2 separate regions of the Homo sapiens genome follow, and region 2 is linked to region 1. A link is a loop called in an ENCODE intact Hi-C map of the cell type or tissue named here. Cell type or tissue: PC-3. All regions are shown on one strand.

Region 1 (8,000 bases):
TATGATGAATGTAAAGCCTCACATGAACTCTGGTTAGATTTTGCCACCAATGAGTTTTGGTACCAAACTTACAGTAAAATTCTCAGTTGCCAGAGCTTTGGTGACGTTGAAATTTTAGATAAGGTATGGTAGACCTGATTAACACTTCCAGCTTCAACCCCAAGAGAAAATTGGTGGTAGTATCCACCATCCTTTCCCACTGTTCCTCAGGCTGTGTTTAGTTTATTTCCTAACCCTGAGGAAGATCATTCTTAAGATTCCTTTCAATTTTCTTTCAGATATATAATAACGTTGGTGTTTTGGAGTGAATTAGCCTGAATTGACTTCTCCCCTTAGCCTACTTCTTTAGCTCTCCTGACCTCATTCACACATTACTCGGTGGTTCTCAATACTGAGCTTGCATCACAATCCCCAGGAGGATGTATTAAAACACAGATTACTGAACCCTCCTTCCCAAGTTTCTGATTCAAGAGGTCTGGAATGGGGCCCAAGAACTGCTTTTTTTTTTTTAATTTTTTAATTTAATTTTAAGTTCCAGGATACATGTGCAGGATGTGCAGGTTTGTTACATAGGTAAACGTGTGCCATGGTGGTTTGCTGCACCTGTCAGCCCATTGATATAGGAGTTAAGAAGAAATCACTTAGGCAGATAGTAAGGGTTATGGGAGTCCACGGTAAGACCTTTTTTTTTTTTTTAATGAAAAGCAGCCCAAAATCATGTTCTAACAGAGTAGCCTGTAAAGTCAAGCTGCAGACATAAATAAGCAAGCTGGGAGCTTGCATGGGTGAATCCTGGCAGGAACTAGGGACTAGACATGTTCAGATGGCAGCTCCATCTTCCCTTCTCTTTGTCAGCCATGTGTACAGTGAGGAGCAGACAGGATGTCCCCAATGAACTGGAAAGCCCATTTGCATAATAAGATTAGGGCGGGGAACCAGCCTTCCCCATGCACTATGTAAACATCGTACCTAATCGAGCCAATCTGTGAGTCCTATGTAAATCAGACACCACGTCCTCAAATCTGACTGTAAAACCTGGCACATTTACCGCTGGCTGGGTCCTTTCCGCTCGGAGACCCCTCTCCCTATAGAGAGAGCTGTTTATCTTCCTTTTCTCTTCTGCCTATTAAACCTCTGCTCCTAAACTCCTCATGTGTGTCTGTGTCCTAAATTTTCCTGGCGCACCACAACGAACCCCAGGATATATACCCCAGGTAACGTAGCCGCTTCACCATTGCCTAAGGTATTAAGCCCAGCATGCATTAGCTATTTATCTTGAGCTCTCCCTTTCCCTCCGCAACCCGCCTCCCTGACAGGCTCCAGTGCGTGAGTTCCCCTCCCTGTGTCCATGTGTGCTCATTGGAGAACTGCTTTTTTAACAAGTTTTCTAGTGATGCTGACATGGCTGGTCCCAGGACCACACTTTGAGGGCCCACTGCGTTACTTGACGGAGCTTCTTTATCTTGCACTGAAGTGAAGACAACAATAAACATTCAGATGCAGTTTTCATCTTTATAAAGATTAGCTCCCAAATGACCCCAGTGTGTATTTGATGACTCACGGCTGTCTGCCTGTTCGACACACACAGAGATAGAAAGGCGGCTGAGTACTTGTCGCGAAGAGCTTGGTTGCCACGGGATTTTATTGGGATGTCATCCTGAGAAGCCTGAGTTAGGCCCTTCACTGGTGGTATCAGAATAAAAAATAGCAACTTTAAAGGAGTTTAGGGAAGGCAATTGAATTTTGATTTTAAATAAAATTCCTGAATTGAAATTCCTTTCCCAAACCACTGTATAATGTTGCTGTGTGAAGAAAAAAAAAAACTTTGCAAATGACTTTCCAAAAGTCATTAAACATGTAAAATGTTGTTCTCCTTTTAACATATATGACTGTCAGTCAACATGGAAACTCCAGCAGATAAAGATTCTCTTCTTTCAGGAATCAGGGAAGTATGCAAACTCTCATGAGCTGATTTTCTTAATTTTTCCACTTACAGGCCAGTCATCACTCACAGACCAAGATCACACCCATACATATTTTTGTCCAACTCTATTCCTCCATCTTTGTCTTCTAGATCTTACCTAGTAAGTCCAGGGAAATCTCTCCTTACTTCCTCTGTTTCAATTCTGAGAGAGAAATTGCCTAATTCATAAGTAAAAGCTAATATATATATCTACCCAGACAGGAAAGCTACACGGTTTTAGATTGAATTAGCCACAAGAATCAAGGCACCAACATCTCAAATTCTTGGAGTTCTTCAAGCTTTACAAAAATCTCTTCTTGTGTTTTTAATACTCAAACATTTACTCAAACATCTTAACGAGAACTAAACACATATTTCTACTCAATATTTTTATCTCCTTTATAATTTTGAACATTCTATCAGCATTCTTCTTACTTGTTTTAGTTACAAATGTTATGATTTCATCTGTATCATAGATTTAATTGATTTTGGAGAGTTGATCTGGAAACCAATTTATAATGTATATTTATAATGTTAATATTATATAATTTTGTATAGATAATCTTATAATTTTATAAATAAGAACATGTATTTTTGCCTCAATACTTACCAGCTAATCCATTTATTGGTCTAAGACTAAATGTCCTTCTATATTCCCTTAAACATATAAAATGTGGGTAACAACAAAGACCTTTTAATGAATACATCCTAGCTAACTCATAGATTATCAATTGAATTGTGTCATGATTATTTACTTTGCAAAAAGATTCTTTGCTTTTCAAAAGAATTAAGTTTCCTTTAAATAGTCACATGTAAAGGCATATTTTAACTCACACACCTGTTCATGCACATAGCTGTTTGCTGAATTAAGTGTAAAAATAAAATGAAGGGGAAATATCTTCACTCTCATTTTAGGCTTGTAGACTCTGCCTCCTCGGAGATACTCCCACTTCCTAACAGAAAGGCCTCAAGCCATTCTACGTGAATGTTAGATTCCACATTAGCAGATGCTGCTCCATACCCTCCCCACAGCCCACAAGAAGTAGCTGGGTGAAATCTAGGGCTAGGGACGCCTGGCGATGCCTTACACAGGTGGTTAGCAGGAGCAAGATGTCCAAAGAACAAACTGTTTCCAAGTCTCCCTTCTGTATCTTCTCATTAGAGGCAAGAGATATATCTTGGGAATCTCTGCCCCATTGGAAACTTTCCTAAACTTAGGACCTATTCCTGCCCCATCCCTCGGCTAGAGTCCCTGTCTCTAATACTAATTGTGGATATTAAGAATGGGGCCTACAAATGGATTATGTCACATTCTCTTCATTTTATGGATTAAATGCTGTCATCTTTTCACATTCCTTAACTGGCCTCTAAAAACAAAATCCAGCCCTGTCCTTTGTAAAGAACTGGATTGGTATTTGTCTCTTAAAGGTGTATATCCCCCATGCTCAGGCTACCTGCCTCTGTGGAAATAAGAGAAGAATTCCCTAACTCACTCATGTTCTGAGAAGACTGCTGGCCAGGGCGGATGTACGTAGTCTCATGCATATGCCACTGTACCCAAAATTGTACCATCAGTGACAGAATGAGCATATATTTCACTGGTGCCCACAACTGGTGGCAGGCACTTGGTAGGTTAGTGGTACGAAGATAACTAAGTTGGTTCTTACCCTCAAATAGCTCAGAGTCTACTGGAGGGCTCCCTCCTTTGGAATGAATTATTGTTCTTTCTCTCTATCTCTCTTAACATGCAACTATTCATTGATATAATTAATAGCATAGCATACCATAAGTTGCACATCAGATCTTTCCTTGCAATCCTAGTGTTTTGGGAAAAGACAACTTTTAAAAAGTCCTCATAAACCACTGAAATGAGTACAATGACCTACACACACCCCAGTTTGATAAAAACTCAATTCTGTTACCCTAAAGACGCACTTCACTACAACCATTGCCTTCCTTCAACCAAGAGCCATTCGTCTGCCATTACTTGAACAGAGCAGCAGATGGCACCAGAAAACTGCAGCATGAGAGGAACTGCACAAGCATTCTCGGCTTCCAACGTTCCCTTCCTTCTCAGGGAGTCAGCATTTCACATAACAGTGCCTCAAATTTGTCCTCAGGGGTATTATTTTCCTCAGAGAAGAGCTGGAGAAATAAACTGATATTCTAGTAAGAGAAGCACCCACCATCGTCATTGTCAACAGTGAGATTTGGTGCAAGGGCGAGCCATATTGCTTCCGGGTAACTCCATGACTTTCCAAGTGAGTAATCTTAAGAAACTCCGTGTTCTCATTTCCTCATCTACTAGAGGAATTAGAGTCAGAATTTCATCTAGCACCCTGAGAGGAACACATGAGAACCAAATGCCGTGCTGGATTTGAAAGGTTTTTGTAAACTGTGATAGGTTATTTATTAATTACCAGTAGCACACATTTCCCTCTGAGATCAGAGTGCATCTGGCGTGACACAAGCTGAGGCGGAAAAGCATTTTCTCTGCAGAAGCATGAGGTGCTCAGCCTGGGAATGCGGTGTTTCCACCATGCTGGGCCAACACACTCAATAGCATACAGTGAGGGAACAGAAGTGCTATTCAGCTTCTGGATACCAGGGATTTGCCCTCCCAGCTCTCTGGTTAACATTTCACCCCTTCCTCAATTCCAGTCTCAGGCAGACACCCTGGGACACTCATTCCCTGTCCTCTCAGCAAATCCCAGTGAAACTAAAACCTAAGCAAAGTGATGAAGAAGAGTCTCTAAAGTCCTCTGTTCCACATCCTGATTTCAATTTTCCCTTTCCAGATAATTCTGTGTCATCACTTTTACCCAGGCTGCCCCTGTCAGTAGGAAAATGAACAGGAAAAGGAACAGATAGCTTAACATGTTACCCCTTCAAGAAATATCTATATTTTAAATGAGAATTGTGGTGAAAGAACCATGTTTCATCCAAAGGAAAAAGTCTCTAACAGTCAAATGGGAGCCCCTGTAGGCAGAGAGAGTTTTTAAGTCACCAGCTCCTCCCACTAAAAAAGTCATCTCTCATAGATTTTAACTTAAGGCCCAGATAGCTTTTCCCCCTTTCTGTCCCCCAATTTCTTCCCTCTGGTCTATATAACTGATCACACTCTGTGAAAAGTATCCACTCTGCTCTTTTTTCCCTCTATGCCTGTCAGCAGCCGCATCTTTGTTTTTTCAGACAGAGTCTTACTCTGTCGCCCAGGCTGGAGTGCAGTGGCACAATCTCAGCTCATTGCAACCTCTGCCTCCTGGGTTCAAGTGATTCTCCTGCCTCAGCTTCCCAAGTAGGTGGGATTACAGGCGCCCGCCACCATGCCCAGCTAATTTTTGTATTTTTAGTAGAGACGGGGTTTCACCATGTTGACCAGGCTGGTTTCAAACTCCTGACCTCATGTGATCCACCCGCCTCAGCCTCCCAAAGTGCTAGGATTACAGGCGTGAGTCACCGCGCCTGGCCAGCAGCCGCCTTTTTAAATTTTCTGAACTTGTGCTCGCTTCCACAGCACATATACTACATTTTCTGACCTTTAACTCCCTGTTGAAGTTCTTCTCCCACCACATATACATGTGCTCAATAGAAATCAAGCTAACCTCCATGTAATCACCAAATCTTAACAATAATATTTTAACTCTGTGTAATACTTTATAATTGACAGAGTGTTTCCATTCAACAGGTAAACAGGGGAATGGGAGGGGATGACATGTCGGAAATGGCCTGAGGTCCCAGGGCTAACCAGAAGCAGGATTCAGACTTCAATGCAGACCTCTGTCTCTCAGTGGTCCAAAGACCATTCCCTTCTAACACTAAGAGCTTTCCAGAAGCTGTGGAAAAGGAGCCCTGAAGAACAAAATGGTAGTGCCAGGGGGGTGCCCTGATGTCCCACACCTGCACCTCCAGGCCTGCAGACCTTCCATGGGGACCAAAGGTAACCATATCTACAGCCAGCATTGGTCATCTCGCTGCTGGCAACAGGGGAATGAGGATGAAGGTAGATGTTCTCTCAGCCCATTGCCACTGCCCTCTCTTGAACTCCCTTGAATACCTAAGACAAGGTGTACCTTGAGCTGAACAAAACCCAGAGTGACCTTCCTAAATCCCAGCTTCAACCTTGGACTTTGAATACCTTGAAAAACCCCAAGATAAGGGAGGAAAGAAGAGCTCTAAGAAGCAAAGAAATGAGGGCCTAAAACCATGTCCTTAATTCCTTATTTCTTAATCCTTCCTGAGGATGCACTGTATGGAAAGTGCATTCTAGGCTGTTGTGCAAGAAGGGGAACCACCACATTCTTTTCCTGTGTTTACTGGAATCCCCTAATGTGACTTAGCAGCACGTCCACCAACCCCTGTTCCTCCCCTTAGACTGTTCTTACAGAGCTTCCTCTTGGGCCCACAACAGAGCTGCTGTGCTCCTGCCGGGCGGGCCGTCTTCTGACACACACACAAAAGCCTTGTTAGAGCTCCTTCCTTACTAGGGACAGCCCAAGGCCAAAAGAGAGATTCCCTGCCCCAAAACAGGGATGAAGAGCCCAGAACTTCTCTGTCACTGAGAATTTCAATGCCGTAGAGGTAACCTGGGATGGAGAGGAATTGAAAAGAGCTACTGAGAAGGGCCATTCCTCATGGGGCACCAGGGGGGCTTCGCGGGGGCGCAGGGAGGGCCGTTCCTGCCAGTGGCCCTTCTAAGAAACTCTATAACATCCATGTGAATGCTTTTGTCTGAGAGCTGGGAAAGTGGCCGTGGTTCTCCAGGGCATCCCATTCCCCATGCTAACCTCCAGGTTATATCCCTGAAGTGAATTCTTATTCTATGTTGCCTCAACATGCATTTTGAATATAAATTTAACTTTCTCATACCAGAAGCAGGGCTTAGGTACTCTTGGTGCAGTTTCTAGTTCTATACTCCCAAACCCAGTCCCCCAGTGTGGTCCATCTAGATATCTGCCTTATACAACTTCCTCCTGGTGACCCCCTGCCCAGTGACAGCTAGATATAGCCTGCTGGGCAGGCCCTGCTGACTCCCACAGCCCACATAGACTGTGCAGATGTGTCACAGCGACCACCGCTCATCGCAGCATGACCTCCTGAACTCATGCCTGCTCGCTAAACCCACCATGTAAAACTCCCACTGGAGACCTGCCTGGATAACACCCTGGACCCAGTAAAGTCATTAGTGCGTGGATTCCTCTCTCTCTCTCTGTCTTCGTGTGCTCCCTGCCTTCAGTGTGTGCCCTCTGGGCATGACGTGTAACCTCCAGTACCTGTAAGTAATAAAATCTTTATTTCCATCTTGTGTCCCCCTAATCAATGAAGCGGTGCCCTTCATCTCAAAGATCCTAAATTATAACAATCCCTTACCTAGAGATGATTTCCGCAGAAGTCGTCCAAGGGCAGAAACAGAAACAAGTCATGAAGTTCATTTGATCATCCTTGAGGACGTATCAGGAAGTCTTGTCAGCACAAAGGCGAGGCTGGTGGTAGTCCTGGGAATTATCAGCACCTGTGATTGAGTGGTTTCTCTGTGCATGGCATAGCACTCTTTAGGCTCCAAAGGCCTTGCTTCCAAAGGCCCAGTGGCTACCTTGTATACATATACATACACATGTGTATATGTAGACATATATTTTATATATTTCTGTGTATATAAATGTACCTATCAGTATACATATAAATACCTGATATATAACACACATTTATAAATATGTTATATTTATATAATTAGGTATTTTTAAAATACATATATACCTTTAAATATGTATAGGTACATATATATACACACATATACAATCTTTCATGACTGGGACTACATAAAAACAAAAACAACAATACCCCACAGTATTAGAAATAAAACTTTCTAAATCTATCAAATAGGTTTGCATCTATTACTTTATTGTTTAGTTCCAAAATTGTGAGGTTGGGCAGATACCATGATTAGCTCTATTTGACAGATAAGGAAATTAAACTTTCATTACAGTGCTGGTCTGAATCAAAATGAAACTCTAGGTTGAATGCTTTATTCATATCT
Region 2 (8,000 bases), 690 kb after region 1:
GCCTTTTTGAGCCCCCGTTTCCTCATTTTTAAAATCGGGATGATATCCACACTTAGGCTTGTTGCAAAGCTTTCATGAAGTGATGCATGCAAAGCAGATAGAACCTCTACTTGCGATGTAGCCAGGAGCTAGTAGAGTTATTGTTGCCATTGTGGTTGTCATTTTTATTAAAACAACTCATCTATACTGAGCTTTTCTTGTGATTTTAAAAAAATTGATTCTTTTTGTTTTGAATTATTTAACTTTATTTTTTGAAGCTAACATGCTATCTTTTTCTCTTAATGCTAATATAGAAAATTATTACAATTTACATGTGTATTTTACAAGTTGTTAGGGTATCTTGGAAAAACCAGTCAATAGCAATCATCAGGTAATATAAAAATTCCTCCTGAGTCACTTTAATTTTCAGCTTCTTTTCTGGAAATTAAACTGAGTGCCAATGTGTGGGAATACAGCATAAATGGCACTGAATAGCAGGCAAATGTGTGAATGTACAAGGAGAAAATCATGTCCCAGGCTGGTCTGAGAATGCATCTCTCAGTCCAATATAGTTCTGGGAAATATTAACTGTGATGATGATTTTCTTGTTCTACTATTGAGATTGTCTAACATTCTCCTTCCCTACACTGTCCTCACTTAGTGATGTCAGTAACTTTCTCCTTTTGTACATGTGACCCAGAGCCTTGATCTTTCTCCACAGTATCCAGCTTATTGGTCATTACCAAGTTGATATCCTGCCCAGCCCATTAGGATTTACCTATACCACAACCATCATGGTAGCTCATTGGAGCAAGATCTGTTAGTACATCTATACCTTTTCACCCATGTGCATGGTGGTGAGCTCTGTGCCTGTACACGTGAGATGTTAGAAACAGGTTTTTATTATTTTTGCAAGTGAATTGTCCTTTTAGATACTAGTCTGAGAAATTGCCAGACCATATCCTTAAGCAATATTTTCAAACATGTGCTGTGATCTGTAAGTTTCCTCCCACTTAGAGAAATTCAATAGTAATAGGATTTGTGGTGAAAGTCATAAATCTTTGTCGTATACCAAAACTGATATTAAATGGACATAGAAATGAATTACCATAAAGAAAGATCAAATCTTATGTGCTTCTGTGTTTGGAATTGTCCTAGATTTCGTGAAGTTTTTCTTCCCAGTGGATAAGATCACATTCCTCTCTCTTCCCCCATCTGCTGGTAGTAGGTTAATGATTTATCTAAACGTTAGGATGAGCTCATCAAATTGAAGAAAGTAACGTAGAGGATGTGGAGAATGTATACTTATAAAGGGCATTTATCTGCAATGTCTGTAACAAGGAATTTGAGAGGATTTCCCTGATGTGGCCCCTCAGGCCTCTCACAAAAAGCGTATTGACTGGCTAGATTCCTTGCTAGAGGAAGCCTCCCACAGGCTGCAGTGCCTGGCATGAATGCTTGTTTTAGCCGCCACTAAGACACCTTGCCTTGTCTCTTGGCTCACTAGACCCAGTTCAAAATGTGGTTCAGGTCCTGGAGAAACAATACCTAGAAGAAAAGAGAAGTGCCCTAGAGGAGCAGCGGCTCATGTATGAGCGGGAACTGGAGCAACTCCGCCAGCAGCTCTCCCCCGACAGGCAGCCACAGAGTAGCGGCCCTGACCGCCTGGCCTACAGCAGCCAGACAGCGCAGCAGAAGGTGACCCAGTGGGCAGAAGAGAGGTAAGAACTGCAGCGGGGGCAGCCCAGAGTCAAGGCCCCAAGGCCGTGGGTCTTTGAGGGAGGGGTTTTTGAGACATGTCAGGGACAAACCTAGCAACAAGAGAACTCTTAATCCCATACGTGATATTGCCAATTAGCTTTTCCTTTCACAAATATTGTCCACCCTAAGTATGTTTACTATAATGTTAGCTGTTAAAGACCCCTCCTACCCCCAAACCATTTACCCTTCAATAAAAATGGTGCCAAGTTGCAAGGGTTAGACAGGTATGTATTGAAATTTAGAAAGTTTGAATAATTTCTTTAACACAAAAGCATTTTTTTCTTATTTCTCATACTTTTGAATCTATTTAAATACAACTTCAGTGCTGATTAATCTACTAAATGTGAAAGTTTAAGATTTATAGCTGGGTGCAGTGGCTCACACCTGTAATCCTAGCACTTGGGGAGGCTGAGGCGGGAGGATCACTTAAGCCCAGGAGTTTGAATCCAGCCCAGGCAACATAGTGAGACCTTGTCTCTACAAAAAGTAAAAATTACCCAGGCGTGGTGGTGCATGCCTATAAGGTCACTGGGAGGATCGCTTGAGCCCAGGAGTTTAAGACCAGCCTGAGCAACATAACGAGACCTTGTCTCTACAAAAAATAAAAAATTAGCCAGGCATGGTAGCTGGTGCCTATAATCCCAGCTACTTGGGAGGCTTAGGAGGGAGGGTCACTTGAGCCCCAGAGATCAAGGCTTTAGTGAGCTGCGATCATGCCACCACACTCCAGCCTGGGTGACAGGAAGAACCTGACCTGACTCAGGCCAGGTGCGGTGGCTCAGGCCTGTAATCCCAGCACTTTGGGAGGCCAAGGCAGCGGATCGCCTGAGGTCAGGAGTTCCAGACCAGCCTGGCCAACATGGTGAAACCCTGTCTCTACTAAAAATACAGAAAAAAAAGAAAAAATAGCAGCGCATGGTGGCAGGCGCCTGTAATCCCAGCTACTTGGGAGGCTGAGGCAGGAGAATCGCTTGAACCCAGGAGGCAATGGTTACAGTAAGCCAAGATCGCGCCATTGCACTCCAGCCTGGGTGACAAGAGGGAGACTTTGTCTCAAAAAAAAAAAAAAAAAGAACCTGACTAAAAGAAAAGATTTATGACTTTAAAATACTTATATCAGAACTCTCAAAGGAGAAAGTGGTAGAGTGTGGGTGGCAAGCCACCCAGGTGCCAAGGCAAGAGACCAAGGGCACAAGCTGTTCCAGTATAATAAAGCTAATATATAGAATAAGAATAGTTATACTAGAAATAGATTATAGATATGATTATATATGAATATCATTAATCATTAGTTTGTAGCATTACTCTTTATTCCAATATTATAATAATCTTTGTTCTACAGTTATCACCTGGGAAAAACCAGCCATACAGAGATAGGAGCTGAAGGGACACAGTGAGAAGTGACCAGAAGACAAGTGTAAGCCCTCTGTTACTCCCAAACAGGGCCACTAGAGGGCTCCCTGGTCTAGTGGTAAGGCCAGTGCCTGAGAAGGCGCCCATTACCTAGCGGGCCTTGGTCTAGCAGTAGCGTCAGTGCCTGGGGAAGGCACTAGTTACTTAGCAGACTGGGAAAGGGAGTCTCCCTTTTCCCGGGGGAGTTAGAGAAGACTCTGCTCCACCACCTCTTGTGGAAGGCCTGACATGAGTCAGGCCCGCCCGCAGCCATCCAGAGGCCTGTCTCCCTGTGATGCTGTGCTTCAGTGGTCACTCTCCTGGTCTGCTTTCATGTTCCACCCTGTACGCCTGGCTCTGCCTTCTCGATAGCAGTAACAGGATTAGCGAAAGTACTTAAAGTCTTTGAAATACATAGAAGAAATAATGGTGTAAGCTGTCCTCTCTCTGTCTCCGCCTTGGCTGCCAAACAGGGAAGGGACCCTTGTCCAGTGGACACATGACTTGCGTGACCTTCCTGTCATTGGTGATGGCTCACACTCTTTCCCCTGCCCCCTTTTCTTGTATCCAATAAATAACAGTGCAGCCAGGCATTCGGGGCCACTACCGGTCTCTGCGTCTAGGTGGTAGTGGTCCCCCGGGCCCAGCTGTCTTTTCTTCTATCTCTTTGTCTTGTGTCTTTATTTCTATGATCTCTCATCTCCACACACGAGGAGAAAAATCCACAGACCCAGTGGGGCTGGACCCTACAGTGGAGGAAATGGTAATAATAATAATCACCACTACCATAATAAGGACAATAGGCTATTGAAGACTTCAGTTGTGTTCTTGCCATAGTCCAGTCTTTTATTTAACATCCCAGCAGCAGTATGCCATAGGAACTATTATCCCTGTCTTATAGGTCAGGCAATCAGTTTAAATATCCTGCCTTAATCAACCATCTAGGAAGTGAAAAAAACAGAGTTTGAACCCAGTTTTCTCTGCAGTCTCCTAATAACACCTGTGTTATAATAATTAATAGTACTAATAAAAGCAACACCTGGCTGGGCGCGGTGGCTCACGCCTGTAATCCCAGCACTTTGGGAGGCCGAGGCGGGTGGATCATGAGGTCAGGAGTTCAAGACCAGCCTGGCCAAGATGGTGAAACCCCGTCTGTACTAAAAATACAAAAATAAGTCAGGTGCGGTCGTGGGCACCTATAATCCCAGCTACTCGGGAGGTTGAGGCAGAAGAATTGCTTGAACCCGGGAGGCAGAGGTTGCAGTGATCTGAGATCACGCCACTGCACTCTAGCCTGGGTGACAGAGCAAGACTGTCTCAAAAAAAAAAAAAAAAAAAGCCGGGCACTGTAGCTCATGCCTGTAATCCCAGCACTTTGGGAGGCCAAGGCGGGCAGATCACGAGGTCAGGAGATCAAGACCATCCTGGCTAACAAGGTGAAACCCCATCTCTACTAAAAATACAAAAATTAGCCGGGCGTGGTGGCGGGCGCCTGTAGTCCCAGCTACTCGGGGGACTGAGGCAGGAGAATGGCGTGAACCTGGGAGGCGGAGCTTGCAGTGAGCTGAGATCATGCCACTGCACTCCAGCCTGGGCAACAGAGCAAGACTCCATCTCAAAAAAAAAAAAAAAAAAAAAAGCAGCACCTTACATCTATAGACCATTTATACCATGTACCAGGTACTAATTGCTGTTCCTGTATTCCTCTAATCCTCACAACTGCTACTGCCTTTACACATAAGGAAACTCAGGCTGAGAGGTTAAATGATTTACCCAGATGGTCAGTTAGCTGGTAAATTGGGCGATGGGATCAGAGCCGTGGCATTCTGACTGTAGAGCTCTTCCTGTAACTCACACACACACTGCAGCTCTCACTAGCAATGAGATGCAGAACACAGGCCACACCCGGGGAAGGTGACTCCCAAGAGGAGAAAAGGGAACCCTGCCCTGCAGCGCAAGGCTCGCAACAGTCACGCACTTGTTAATGTTAAATGAAGAGAAGAGAGTCAATTATATTTTCCCCAGGAGCTACCTGCTCATCTGTCTGGATACTGAAATAGGAAGATTTATCATACTTATATTACTCTTTTTTCTGAGATGGAGTTTCACTCTTCTTGCCCAGGCTAGAGTGCAAGGCTGGAGTGCAATGGCATGATATCCGCTCACTGCAACCTCCATCTCCCAGGTTCAAGCGATTCTCCTACCTCTGCCTCCCAAGTAGCTGGGATTACAAGTGCCCACCACAATACCTGGCTAATTTTTGTATTTTTAGTAGAGATGAGGTTTCACCATGTTGGCCAGGCTGGTCTCGAACCCCTGACCTCAGGTGATCCGCCCGCCTCAGCCTCCCAAAGTGTTGGGATTATAAGCGTGAGCCACTGCACCAGATGTTATGTTACTTTTTATACTTTATTGTACCTGGAAGAAACAGACAAAAGTTATCAGATGGTCCTTTTTCTGAAGAGCTGCCTTTTACACATTTACTATGAGCTGGTGGCTTCACGCCAAGCAACAGCTAGCTGTTGAGGATAACTGATATAATTGTACCCATTGATATCCTTTCTATTTACTAAACAATATAAAAGATAAAAGCAAAAGTGTCTTCAAAAGAAGACATACATGTGGCCAACAAAGCATATTAAGAAGTGTTCATTATCACCAATGACTAGGGAAATGCAAATCAAAACCACAATGAGATACCATCTCACACCAGTCAGAATGGCTATTATTAAAAAGTCAAAAAATAACAGATTCTGGCAAAGTTGCGAAGAAAAGGGAACCCTTATACACTGTTGGTGAGAGTGTAAATTAATTCAATCATTGTGGAAAGCAATGCGGCAATTTTTTAAAGAGCTAAAAACAGAACTATCATTTCACCCAGCCATCTCACTATTGGGTATGTACCCAAAGAAATATAAGTTGTTCTACCATAAAGACACATGCACATGTATATTCATTGCAGTGCTATTCACAATAGGAAAGACATGGAATCAACCTAAATGTCCAACGATAGACTGGATAAAGAAAACGTGGTACATGTACACCATGGAATACTATGCAGCCATGAAAAACAACAAGATCGTGTCCTTTGCAGGAACATGGATGGAACTGGCGGCCATCATTCTTAGAAAACGAATGCAGGAACAGAACACCAGATACCGCGTGTTCTCACTAATAAGTGAGAGCTAAATCATGGGAACCGATGGACAGAAAGGGGAACAACAGACACTGGGGCCTGTGGGAGGAGGAGGGAGAGGCTCAGGAAAAAAAAACAAAAACCTGCCAAGTACTATGCTTACTACCCGGGTAATGAAATAATCCATACATCAAACCCCTTAGTCATGAGTTGACCTGTATAACAAACCTGTGCATGTACCCCTGAACCTAAAATAAGTCAAAATATTTAAATTTTAAAAAACAAAAGTATCTGATAAAGAAGGTGGTTTGCTTTTAACCATAGTGTTTTTCAGTTAAATAGTTAAAAATATTTTTTTGATTTCCCTTAATTCCAGATTGATTTTCTTTGGGGCTTAAATTCTTAAAAGAAAGGAAAAGTGTAGAAGTCGGGTACAGTGGCACATGCCTATAGTCTCAGCTACTCCAGAGGCTGAGGCAGGAGGATCACCTGCGCCCAGGAGTTTCAAGCTGTAGTGCACTGTGATCATGCCTCTGAATAGCCACTGCACTGCAGCCTGGGCAACACAGGGAGACCCTATCTCCAAGAAAAAGAGAGAGAGAGAAGGAAAGAAAGAAAAAGGGAGGGAGAGAAGGAAGGAAGGAAGGAAGAAAAAAAAAGATGAGATATTTTGGGAATGTCATTCAAAGACAAGAATAGTTGCATTATTGATTTTGTCAGGTTTCACTGGATAAAAGTAAGATGTCATTAATTGTATGTGGTTATATAAGAAGCTGGAACTCTTACCTAAGTAAATTGTTGATGGGTTGTGAAATAATGAAGGACTCTTACCTACATGAATGTTGATGGGTTGAGAATCAAGTAAATTTAAACGCTGGTGAGAATTACAAAGAAAGCCACAGATGTCGTTTATTCTCTTTGTACACTTAGAATGTAGTATGAAACAAGATATAAATTTGTGGAAAAATTAAGTCATAGAAAATTAAAGAACAGTTTCATTCAACAATAGGAAACGTTAGGATTATATATTAATAGTTATTTGTTTGTTTTCTATTTCCTACCCTGGAAAATGAGTTGCAAGGGACAGGGAATCCTTTGAAGTATCCCTAGTGCCTAGAATGATGTGGTCACCTGGTAGGTATTTAGTAAATATTGTATGCATTGATTGTGTGAATGTATTGAAGTGAAAAGCATGTAATCGCTAAGTGGACAGACTGCACAGTAAGCTTGTTGGTTGTTCAGTGGAAGATGAGACTTAATGAAGCTGAGTCTTCTACAGAGGTTTTCAGGGAGAAGGATTGATTTCAAGTGCATTTGAGAGGTAGAGTTTGACCAGCAGAGAGAAAGTAAGAAGGACATTTTGGGTGGGCAGATTGGCATGAACAGATGAGAAGCAATGGAAGAGAATTAAGATGTATTTGGGAGACTGCAAAAGAACTGTTTCGTGTAGTCTAGAACAGGGGTCCCCAATCCCCAGACCACAAACTGGTACGGGTCCGTGGCCTGTTAGGAACCAGGCTGCACAGCAGGAGGTGAATAGTGGGCCAGCAAGCGAAGCTTCATCTGTGTCTACAGCTGCTCCCCATCACTTGCATTACTGCCTGAGCTCCACCTCCTGTCAGATCAGCAGTGGCATTAGATTCTCACAGGAGCACAAACCCTATTATGAACTGTACATGCGAGAGATCTAGGTTGCATGTTCCTTATAAGAGTCTGAAGCCTGATGATCTAT

Evidence for each region. Hi-C counts contacts between places; a loop is a spot of excess contacts. Peaks named below come from ENCODE experiments on the same cell type or tissue, not always from the same donor. Only the 100,000 strongest peaks of a DNase experiment are listed, where the experiment ranks them.
Region 2: it touches region 1 in a loop (8-fold over the local background); 8 of 110 quality-filtered maps call a loop at or near these places.

The regions. Positions count from the first base shown.
Region 1 is chr6:18,500,140-18,508,139 of GRCh38, reverse strand. LOC105374955 (a long non-coding RNA gene) reads right to left here. Exons shown (of 4, transcript XR_926549.3): 2 at 7,334-7,475. Among named protein-coding and RNA genes, the nearest start is that of MIR548A1HG, 19 kb to the left of the region's middle. In PC-3, a CTCF peak has its summit at 3,964 (motif pointing right); a DNase peak (open chromatin) is centred at 3,989; H3K4me3 peaks cover 521 bases; H3K27ac peaks cover 552 bases.
Region 2 is chr6:17,810,720-17,818,719 of GRCh38, reverse strand. KIF13A (kinesin family member 13A) reads left to right here. Exons shown (of 39, transcript NM_022113.6): 17 at 1,487-1,700. Among named protein-coding and RNA genes, the nearest start is that of NUP153-AS1, 110 kb to the right of the region's middle. RefSeq lists an enhancer at 3,048-3,342. In PC-3, CTCF peaks have their summits at 1,170 (motif pointing left) and 3,197 (motif pointing right); a DNase peak (open chromatin) is centred at 3,199.